Linked DNA regions of Mus musculus: region 1 is linked to region 2. The links are chromatin loops, found by intact Hi-C in ENCODE. Cell type or tissue: heart. All regions are shown on one strand. Each heading gives the region's core, and the rest is flanking DNA. Links, peaks and the distances in the headings are about the cores only.

Evidence for each region. Hi-C counts contacts between places; a loop is a spot of excess contacts. Peaks named below come from ENCODE experiments on the same cell type or tissue, not always from the same donor. Only the 100,000 strongest peaks of a DNase experiment are listed, where the experiment ranks them.
Region 1: a loop joins it to region 2, with 2.1 times the contacts of the local background. A loop is called at or near these places in 1 of 42 quality-filtered maps.

What each region holds. Positions count from the first base shown.
Region 1 is chr2:34,853,189-34,858,482 of GRCm38, reverse strand. Psmd5 (proteasome (prosome, macropain) 26S subunit, non-ATPase, 5) reads left to right here. Exons shown (of 10, transcript NM_080554.2): 7 at 654-845; 8 at 1,926-2,035; 9 at 4,091-4,231. Among named protein-coding and RNA genes, the nearest start is that of Psmd5, 15 kb to the left of the region's middle. In heart, for the core only: a CTCF peak has its summit at 3,037 (motif pointing right); no DNase peak of the experiment used is centred there.
Region 2 is chr2:34,781,438-34,786,731 of GRCm38, reverse strand. Rabepk (Rab9 effector protein with kelch motifs) reads left to right here. Exons shown (of 8, transcript NM_145522.4): 5 at 1,004-1,165; 6 at 2,037-2,186. Among named protein-coding and RNA genes, the nearest start is that of Hspa5, 12 kb to the right of the region's middle. In heart, for the core only: a CTCF peak has its summit at 2,465 (motif pointing left); no DNase peak of the experiment used is centred there; H3K27ac peaks cover 1,586 bases.

The DNA.
Region 1 (5,294 bases), core at 902-4,901, 71 kb before region 2:
CTGCATTCAAGGCCAGCCTGGTCTACAGTGATTCTGGGACAGCCAGAAGTACACAGAGAAACCATCTCTCAAAAAATCAACAGTTGAGTGAGAAATAAATCAGAATACCAATATACCAGTATGCTGCCGTGCACCGAGTCCAGATCTGTGCATTCTGTGCGGTGAGATGAGGAGGATTCACCCCGCCCATTTCACTCCAGGTCGGGTTGATTAGTCTTCCTCACACACTCGAGTAGCTGAGGGTAATGCCCCTTGAGGTGGTCTGCTGAAGTTTACAGTGATTGCACCTGGTGCAATCACTCCCTGTCATTGGTATCCATTGGTGTGCCTATGTTCTCTCTCTTCCTCCCTCCTTCCCTGTCTCTCTCTCCTCCGTTTCCTTCTCTCCCTACCTGGCTATAGACCAAGCTGACCTGTAACACACAGATAGTTCTCTGCCTCTCCCCTCAAGCTCCGTTGACACCTTGGGGAATTTCGTTCTTGGAACCACACAGATGGGTCTTTGAATCTCCTTAGCTGTCCGCTGCAGGCAGCACAGTGCTTATCTGTCTCCTCCTGCTGCCTACAGTTACTGATAATTCCTGTGGAAACATGGAGCCCCCAACTTGTGTTTCTTATCCTTCTCCTAACGTCTATTTTTGTAAATCTTTTAGGATTTGTGAAGTTTTTTGGAAACCTGGCCGTCATGGATAGTCCTCAGCAGATCTGTGAGCGCTACCCTGTTTTTCTGGAGAAGGTGTTTGAAATGGCGGATAGTCAAGACCCCACCATGATTGGTGTCGCTGTCGACACAGTTGGAATCCTGGGATCCAGTGTTGAAGGAAAACAAGTTTTACAGAAGACAGGTTGGTGTGACTTGACTTGGCTTTTGTAAGACATATTTTGGGCCAGGATTTCATGTTCAGGTTCATCTGCTGGTGGGATAACTGTTCTAGAAACTACTTTTGCAGGCGACAGTCTTCTTATCCCTAACATGAACTTGCCTCCCAGAGTCTTGTGATTAGTACTGAAAGCTGTGGCTTTTGCTCCTTACTATATGTAGGCTTTCATCCAACAAGAACCATGTGGTTTGCTGCTAACATTTTCCTTAATTTTATGGCATTGCTCATGTTGTGTTCGAGTTTCTACACTGACGGAAGCTGTATGAATTTCATTTACATAACTTCTCTGGTCACGTTCCTCATTTATCAAAATAGCACAGCAGCAGCTTCTTCAGGGTTTTGAGTATTTCAGAAGCACAGAGAGAGTCAGAAGGAACACTTTGTGTCGAGACCCTTCCGAGCCTGTGCAGGTTGGAACCTTTGACTGCACTCCTCCGTAATGTTTTACCGTGCTGAGCGTCCATTGCTTTTCACTTCGTACCCATGAGGGTAGCCGCTACCTTTATTTTCTTCTAAGCATAACAAGTGTTCAGATGTTAGAAAACAGTATGGAAGTTCCACAGAAAAATTAAAACAGAGCTAGCGTATGAGCCAGCAACTCTGGAATACAATATGGCAAGCAAAGGTTCAAGCAGTGTCTATATACTCCTGTGTAGAGCAGTATCTATCTGCTCAAAGCAATTTAAACCCCATAATGTACGTGGTGGATGAATGAGTTACATGTGTGTGAAAGTGTGAGGCTGTGACAGAAGCTGCAGCACAGAGGCGGTCTAAAGACATTTTGCTAAAACAAGAGGGCCAGGCATGGAGAACAGGTACTGCACGATTCACAGACAAGCTTATGTTAAGCACATAGGGAGGTCAAGTTCATAGCAACAGAAAGCCGAGATCAGGCACCAGGGAGAGAGAAGGGAGGGTGGGGTTTGCTTGTTGGGACCTCGTCTCAGGTTGGGCTGTTGAGAAGGATGGTGGTGGTGGAGCACAGCAGTATGAACGAGATGGGCAGCACTGGTTGGGTTTAATGTGTCACCTTATCCTTCACAGGAACCCGCTTTGAACGTGTCCTCATGAGAGTAGGATATCAAGCAAAGAATGCTTCCACGGAGCTGAAGATTAGGTGCTTGGATGCAGTTTCCTCTCTCCTGTATTTATCGGTAAGTACACGGGGAAGTTAATGAAGGGCAGCGGGCTGTCTGTGTTTGGGAGGACGAATCGGCATGGCACTAGTAGTTTCTGAGTTCCAGGCCAGCCAGGGCTCCAGAGAGAAACCCTGGCTCAAGACCTAACAAAACAAAGCAGGGCAGTGGTTATTCCACCACTTGGGAGGCAGAGGCAGGTACTCTTGAGTTCAATGCCAGCCTGGTCTACAGAGTGAGTTCCAGGAGAGTGAGAGCTACCTTCACTATGTTACTGGGACATGAAAACTTTGTAAGGGTATTTTTCAATTTATTCAAGAGTTGCATACACGTATGCATACATTTGATTGTGTCCACTCCTTTCCAGTGTCCCCTCCCTGTTCCTCCAATGTCCTCTCCAACCTCATGACTATCTGCTTTCTTTCTTATTATGTAATTAGTGCTGCCCATATGCACAGGGTTTGAGGTCATGGCCACACATGCAAGACTCCCCCTTCCTCCCTGGCTGCTGTCAACTCCTCTAGCTCTTCCTTGGCTGCATTGGGGTTTTGGTTGGCTTAAGTTTGTGCAGGGAACCACAGCAGCTAGCCATCTCAAGCACTCCTCTCATCTTCAGCTCTTAAATTCTTTCTGCCCTCTCGTCTTCAGAGTTCCCTGAGCCTTGAGAAGCAGGGGATTGATACAGATGTGTCACTATAGGCAATATTAAAGTCACTTATTCCCAGTCACTGCCCATTGCAAAAAGAAGCATCTCTGACCAAGGCTGAAAGCCTCACAAATCTAAATATAAACATGAGCAGCTAGCAAAACAACAATAGGAGGTGCCCCTCTAAGACCTTTGACTTCCACAGCCATGGGTCATTTTATGGTATGGTGTGGTGTGGTGTGGTGTGGTGTGGTGTGTGGTGTGGTGTGGTGTGGTGTGGTGTGGTGTGGTGTGGTATGGGTATGGGTATGGGTATGGGTGTTTAGCGCTTGTGTGCAGTGCCTGTAGAGGCCAGGAGAGGGCTCAGACCCCTAGAACTGGAGTTGCAGCTTTACGGTACCAAGCCTGAATGCTGTCCTATGGAGCAGGCCTCAGTCCAGTCAGGTGCTTGGTTCTCCTCATAACAGTCATCGCAAGTGGGCACAGCGTTCAGGTCCAGCACTGGGCAAGAACACTGATGTCTTTGCTCCCCTGCATCCTGCAGAGAGCAGTTTATGGTACTGCGGAAGCTAGGCAGCTTAGAAGAAGTTTTCCAGGGTTATCATTTAGTTATGATGGACAGCTAAGAGCAACAGGCATAACCTGCTTTAATAGGGGAGGTGCTCTCTGGGACCTCCCAACTGTAGGGAGTCGCTGGGGTTTTCAGTTACTAGCCCATTTCCTCTGGGAACAGCATTGTCCACTCATGCAGGGATCAGAGTCCCTTGGGGGTGGGGGCTGCTTCTTTAGTCTTAGTTAGCTTACCCATAACCCCTTCTCACTCCCGAAATCTATCATCGTGAGTGAGAGAAGGGGGTTACAGGAGATGTGCATATGTATAGGCACACGTGCCATAGTGCACATGTGGAGATCGGAGGACAACTTGATGGAGTCAGTTCTCTCCTACTCTATATGACACCTGAGGACTGAACTCGGGCTGTCAGGCTCACACAGCCAGGGCTTTACCCGCTGAGCCATCAGCAGCTCGGTTACTCATATCTTTTGGTTTGTCTGCTTGTGTTTTTTATTTTCGAGACAGGGTTTCTCTGTGTAGCCCTGGCTGTCCTGGAACTCACTTTGTAGACCAGGCTGGCCTCGAACTCAGAAATCCACCTCCCTCTGCCTCCCAAGTGCTGGGATTAAAGGCGTGTGCCATCACCGTCCATATCTTAAGTGTAACATAGAATGACAGAGTAATAGAACTGGAGGAGTCCTAGTGAGTAGTTCATCCCGTCCAACAAAGATGGGAGCTTTCTGGCCTGGATTGAGAGATGGGTTCTCTCCAAGGGGCTCACAGAATGCCATTTATCCAAGGCTTCCTGACTCAGGCACGGGCTTTTCTCTGGCTGTGGTAACCTTGCCATGGGCATTTCCTTTCTGTGCTGCAGCCTGAGCAGCAGACTGATGACTTCCTGGGAATGACAGAATCCTGGTTTTCCTCCATGTCTCGAGACTCCCTGGAGCTTTTCCGTGGTATCAGTAACCAGCCCTTCCCGGAGCTACACTGTGCTGCCTTGAAAGTTTTCACAGTAGGTACCTTTTCTCCTCAGATCCTTCTGTGACTGCCAGCTCAACACGGAGCACTAGAGTGAGCTAGCCTCTGTGCACGCAGTAGTTTCTACCCTGCTGCTTCAGGAGCCATTGAGAGAGACTCGTGCCAACGGGTTGTCAGTAAGGGGTGTTCACTACTGTCTGAGGTTTAAACCAGCTGCTATTGCATCACAGGTTGACCCAGCTCCTCAAGTTCTGCTCAGCTTTAGCCTTGACTCCTACACTCCCTTTTGGCACTCCGTGCTCTGGATATGCCGGGCTGCTGGTTTCTCACCTCTGACCTTTGCTGTGGCAACTGACCTCAGCACTGCTAACTTTGCTTATGAACCTCTTAATTATTCAAGAAGTGGCTCCAGTGCAGGAACTACTAAGTCTGGTACAGTGGCGATAAATGATCCTGGTTCTCATACACAAGTTTCCCCTGATGTGAGACGGTGGGCCCTTTCTCAAACTTCCCATCTATGGAGGGAGCCACACCATAAATACAGTGGTTATAAAATTATAGCTAAGGGGCTGGAGAGATGGCTCACCGGTTAAGAGCACTGGCTGCTCTTCCTAAGGTCCTGAGTTCAATTCCCAGCAACCACATGGTAGTTCACAAATCTTTTTTCTTTCTTTCTTTTTTTTGTTTTGTTTTTTTGTTTTGTTTTGTTTTTCGGGGTTTTTTTTGGTTTTTCAAGACAGGGTTTCTCTGTATAGTCCTGGCTGTCTTGGACCTCACTTTATAGACCAGGCTGGCCTCAAACTCAGAAATCCGCCTGCCTCTGCCTCCCGAGTGCTGGGATTAAAGGCATGCGCCACCACGCCCGGCCCTTTTTTTTTTTTTTGTATGTATGTGAATACACCATAAGGATGCTGGGATTTGAACTCATGACCTCCAGAACAGCAGTCGGTGCTTCTAACAGCTGAGCCATTTCAGCAGCCCACAGTTTTCAACCTGTGGGTTGCAACCCCACTGGCAAATCTGTCTCCTAAAACATTTACATTATGATTCGTAACAGTAGCAAAATTACAATTATGAAGTGTCAACAAAAATAATTT
Region 2 (5,294 bases), core at 385-4,384:
TTTATTTTATTTTATTTTAGTGGTTTATATATATAAGTTCTTTATTTGTACCTGCACAGCAGAAAAGAGCATCAAATCCCATTACAGGTGGTTGTAAGACTCCATCTATAATGTGGTTGCTGAGAATTGAACCCAGAATCTCTGGAAGAGGAGCCAGTGCTCTTAACTACTGAGCCATCTCTCCAGCCTCATCTACTCTCTTTCAATGGCCACATTTTCTAGGAAGTTTGGCCCGTTTGGACTCTAGCATCCAGTGGGAGTGGATGTTAGCAGGCGTTGGACTCCTGCAAGCACAGAGCCGTCAGCACAGTGGATCCGCACTCAGACACGCTCCTGACCTCACTCCTAACTCAACCTGTGGCTTCTTAACTTTGGGAATTTCACCTGTCTGAACAACCTCTAATATCATCTTGGTTTTTTTTTTTTTTTAATGGTTTTAAAGCATTTATTGTAGAAAGGCAGAAAGAAGGAGAAGAGTAGAGAAGTAGAGGCCGGCCATGACCATGTGGAGAGAGGGGAGAAGGAAATGTGGAGAGAGAGGGGGACAAGGGAGCAAGAGTAAGAGCCAGGGAATAAGAGCTCTAATATCATCCTGTGCTTGCTCGGCACTGGAGAGTATGAGATCCCTGCCTAATGCTGTGCTGTGCTCTGCTGTGCTGTGTTGTGCTAAGCTGTGTGTGCTGAGCTGTGCTGCGCTGTGCTCTGCTCTGCTCTACTGCACTGTGTGTGCTGTGCTCTGCTGTGTACTGCACTGTGTTGTGCTGAGCTGCGCTCTGTGTGCTGCACCGTGTGCTGTGCTGTGCTGTCTTATACTGTTTTGTGTTCCTCAGAGACTCAGGTACAAAGGAGACCCTGTCAAGGTCCAGGTCTGCAGAAGTGGATCAGTAGGAGACTGCAAGCCTAGCAGGCCCGGGGTACAGATCCCCAGCACCTCAGAAAACAAAGAGTAAGGACAGAGCCTTAAGCCTAGGTCTTTTAAATGCTTATTTTCTCTCTGGACTAGAAGACAGGACGTGGAGCACACCAGAAGTGACTGGCTCCCCTCCATCCCCAAGAACATTCCACACATCGTCCGCAGCTATCGGAAACCAACTATACGTCTTTGGGGGAGGAGAGAGAGGTGCCCAGCCTGTGGAGGACGTGAAGTTGCATGTATTTGACGCAAGTATGGGCTGGGGACATAGGGATCTTGGGGCTGCTTTCCTGGCCAGGGCCACCTCAGCTTCACTTATCTCTCAAACAGGAGACAGGGACTTGAGAAAAGATTTTACACTAAGTAGAGTCCTTGTCTAGCATGCACCAAACCCTGTACACATTTAGTCCCTAGCACCACACAGACCAAGCGCAATGGCAGATGAGTGTCTATAATCCCAGCAGTCGAGAGACTAGGCCTAGCCTACGAGACATGAAACCTGCCTCAAAAAAAGAGTCAAGCTTGGTGTATTGGCACATGTCTTTAATCCCAGCCCTATGCGGTGGAAGCAGGCGGATCTCTTCGAATTTGAGGTCAGCCTGGTCTTCATAGTTCTAGGCTAGCCACAGCTATATAATGAGACCCTGTCTCAAAAGACAATGACAAAAAGGTGGTGACTCTCGGTTGGGTGTGGCTCAAAGGTAAAGCATGTACTCAGTGTGTGCAGTGCAGTGCAGTGTATGCAGTGCCCTGGGTTCGATTTCCTGTACCTCTCAAAAGCAAACAACAACAAAAGAAAAAAAAAAGAAGAGCTCTGAAGGTTTCTCACAGAAGAAGCATGCGCACTTATTTTAACTTTGAGGTAGTTCTTATTCGAAGCTTTTCTCAATCCAAAGCAAGAGATGGCTTCCTACTAGCCAGACTGTAAGCCAGCATGCGGGGTTATTGGCTTTGCAGCTTACAGCCCTGCGAGTATCCAAGTAGAGGTTACGTAGTGGGATTGAGGTCTCCTGCTGGTAAGCTGGGGAGAAGGACTCTGAGGTGACTTCCTTCTTGGAGCGCCCTGCCCTGGGAGGTGCTTGCAGAGACAGGTTACCTAGTGTTAATGCCTTTACCTTTGTAGACACTCTGACATGGTCTCAACCGGAGACACATGGAAGTCCTCCGTCTCCTCGGCATGGCCATGTGATGGTGGCAGCGGGCACAAAACTCTTCATCCACGGAGGATTGGCAGGGGACAAGTTCTTTGATGATCTCCATTGCATTGATATAGGTAAGCCTGTAAGAGGGCCAGGGGCCTTATATATTCAGAACTCTTTACGATGTGCTTTGAAAGAATTCCACTTTCCTCTTATGTGTTGGTAACTTGACTGGCTGTTAGAAGCTTTCCTAGATGTCATGAAGCTTGGCCTGAATATTGAAGAATAAAGTAGCTCAGCCACGAAGCTCATTGGCTGGACTTTCCAGGGCACCTAGGTTGGATTCCCAACACCCACATGACAGCACCAGCACTTCCAGATTCTGTTGCCCTCTTCTGCCCTCTACAGGCAGCATGTGGTGGTGCATAAACTCTGGGCAGGCAAAATACTGCACACTAAATAAGTACAGCACTTGTGTAGGTAGGTAGCGTAGGTAAGTAAGTAAGTAAGTAGACAGGCAGGTAGGCAGGCAGATAGACAGACAGACAGACTAACTGACTTGAAGAAGAAGAGAGGAGGAGGGAAGAGTATCATCAACAACTGGGGCTGAAGAAATGGGTCAACACTTAAAAGCTCTTCCTGCTCTTGCAGAGTATTCAAGTTCAGTCCCCAGCACCCACACTAAGCTCAGAGAAGCTTCAGGGAACCCAGAAGCTCTGGTCACAGCTGACACAAGAACATACACACACGCATAGACACACATACATTCACATAGGTAAAATAAGACATTTCTAGAGATTAAAATCTATGGTGTGGATGGTCTTCCTGCATGTATGTGTACCACAAGTATGTAGTACCTGAGGAGGCCAGGAGAGGGCCCTGGATTCTCTGGAACCAGAGTTGCAGGAAGTTGTGAGCTGCCATATGAGTGCTGGGAACTGGACCTAGAACTTCTAGAGGAGCTGAGCGCCATCTCTGTAGACCCAAACACATCTTTTTAAAATTGCTTTTCTCAGACAGAGTCATACTGGCCTAGAGCTTGCTGTGTAGACCAAGCTGTTCTTGAACTCACAGAGATCAGTGCCTCAGCCTCTTGAGTGCTGGAACTAAGGGTGTGCGCCACCACATCCAACTCTATTTTTAAATGCAGTCGTTCCCCAAGACTCAGTATGTGTTCAGGCACTGATCCTTTCCACCATCAGTTCCTACACGTTGTGTTCCCAGCTAGAAACCTGTGAGGCCTTGGTTCTTACTCCATGTCTGGTCTAGATAACAAAGTTGGATGACCGGAACTGCATGTTTGCAGGGCTTCATGGCCAAAAGCCCAGGAAAAAGAAAGCCAGAAAGAACCTGAAGATTATCTCTCCCTCAGAAGGGCTGGGCTCTCGGCTGAGCCTTTCTGACTGTTAGCTCCATTGAGGGCGGGACTTCGTCTTTCCTTTATCTGTACATTTCCAGCACGAATGCCGTCAGCCAGAGAGTGAGTAAGTGCTTATCTGCTCAAGAGCGGGTGGATGGATACATGAGCCAAGCCTAGTTTGCTCCAGACTACAGAGAAGAGGGATGAGAGGCCGGAGGCACAAGAACACCTATGCAGAGTATTCGAGTTCTCACTAGGTCCTCAGAGGCAGCTCGCTAGCTGGGATTTCTTCATTGGCTGCAGGGTTTTCCCTCCCTCCCTCCCTCCCTTCCTTCATTTATTTCCAAGGCAGTGTATCTCTTTGTACCTTGGCTGTCCTGGAACTTGCTTTTTGTATACCAAATTGGTTTTGAATTCATAGTGATCCACCTGCCTCTGCCTCCTAGTGCTGGGATTAACAGGCCCAGCTTTTTTTTTGTTTTGCATTTAAGACAGTGTCTAGCTGAGCAGTGGCGGCGCACACTTTTAATCCCAACACTTGGGAGGCAGAAGCAGATGGATCTCTGAGTTCGAGGCCAGCCTGGTGTACGGAGTGAGTTCCAGGACAGCCAGGAATACACAGAGGAACCCTGACTAGAAAAAAACAAAAAACAAAAAAACAAAAACAAAAAAAGACAGTGTCTAGCTGTGTAGCCCAACCTCACAATCAGTCCTCCTTCAGACTATCGAGTTCAGGGACTAGAGACGTGTTTTCTCATGCAATTTCAAATAGGATAGGATTTGTTCTTGTTTTTTTTTTTTTTTTAAGATTTATTTATGTATATGAGTACACTGTAGCTGTACAGATGGTTGTGAGCCTTCATGTGGTTGTTGGGAATTGAATTTAGGACCTCTGCTCGCTCCAGTCAGCCCTACTTTCTCAGTCCCTGACTCGCTCCAGCCCAAAGATTTATTTATTATAAGCAAGTACACTGTAGCTGTCTTCAGAAGCACCAGAAGAGGGCATCAGATCTCATTACAGGTGGTTATGAGCCACCATGTGGTTGCTGGGATTTGAACTCAGGACGTTCAGAAGAGCAGTCAGTGCTCTTACCCGCTGAGCCATCTCCCCAGCCCGTTCTTGATGTCTTCTATGTAGCCCTGGCTGTCCTGGAATTCACTATGTAAACCAAACAGGCCTGAAACTCACAGAGATCCATCTGCCTCTGTGACTGAGTGCTGTGATTAAAGGTGTACACCATCACGCTTGGCTGATAATTGTTTAAGACTCCATTTTTCTGTGCTGAAGAATACCTCCTAGCTATTGCTTTATTCCTTCTCAAATAGTCTTCTAATCTAAAGTCCAGAGTTATGTATTACCTCATTTAAGTGCTCCTTTGAACAGATGCAAAAATAGTGTTGGGAGCATCAGGCAGATCTCTGTAAGTTCAAGGCCAACTTGGTCTACAGAACAAGTTCTAGGACAGCCAGGGCTACACAGAGAAACCACGTCTTGAAAAACCAAAAAACTAAAATAAGACAGTGTTGAGGATGAGCACTGAATCAACAAGTTGCATTGTAGAGGACACAGGCCTGGCAGCCTTAGGATGCCCAGCTCAGCCCCTTACCAGCTACTCCAGCAAGGCCCATCCTTCAATCATCCTGTGTGCTCATCCATAAGAGAAGGCTGTAGACACATGTGATAGCAATTCAGAGGGCTGAGCAAGACTCTGCAAGTGTCTAACTTGCACTCACACAGTTGCTGTTGGAGAAACTGGAGAGATGGGTCGGCACCTTCCCAAGGACCTGGGTTTGACTCCTAGTACCCACGTGGCAGCTCACAGCCATTGTAATTTTAGTCCAGTGGAATGAAGTACCTCCTTCTGGCCTCCATAGGCACCAT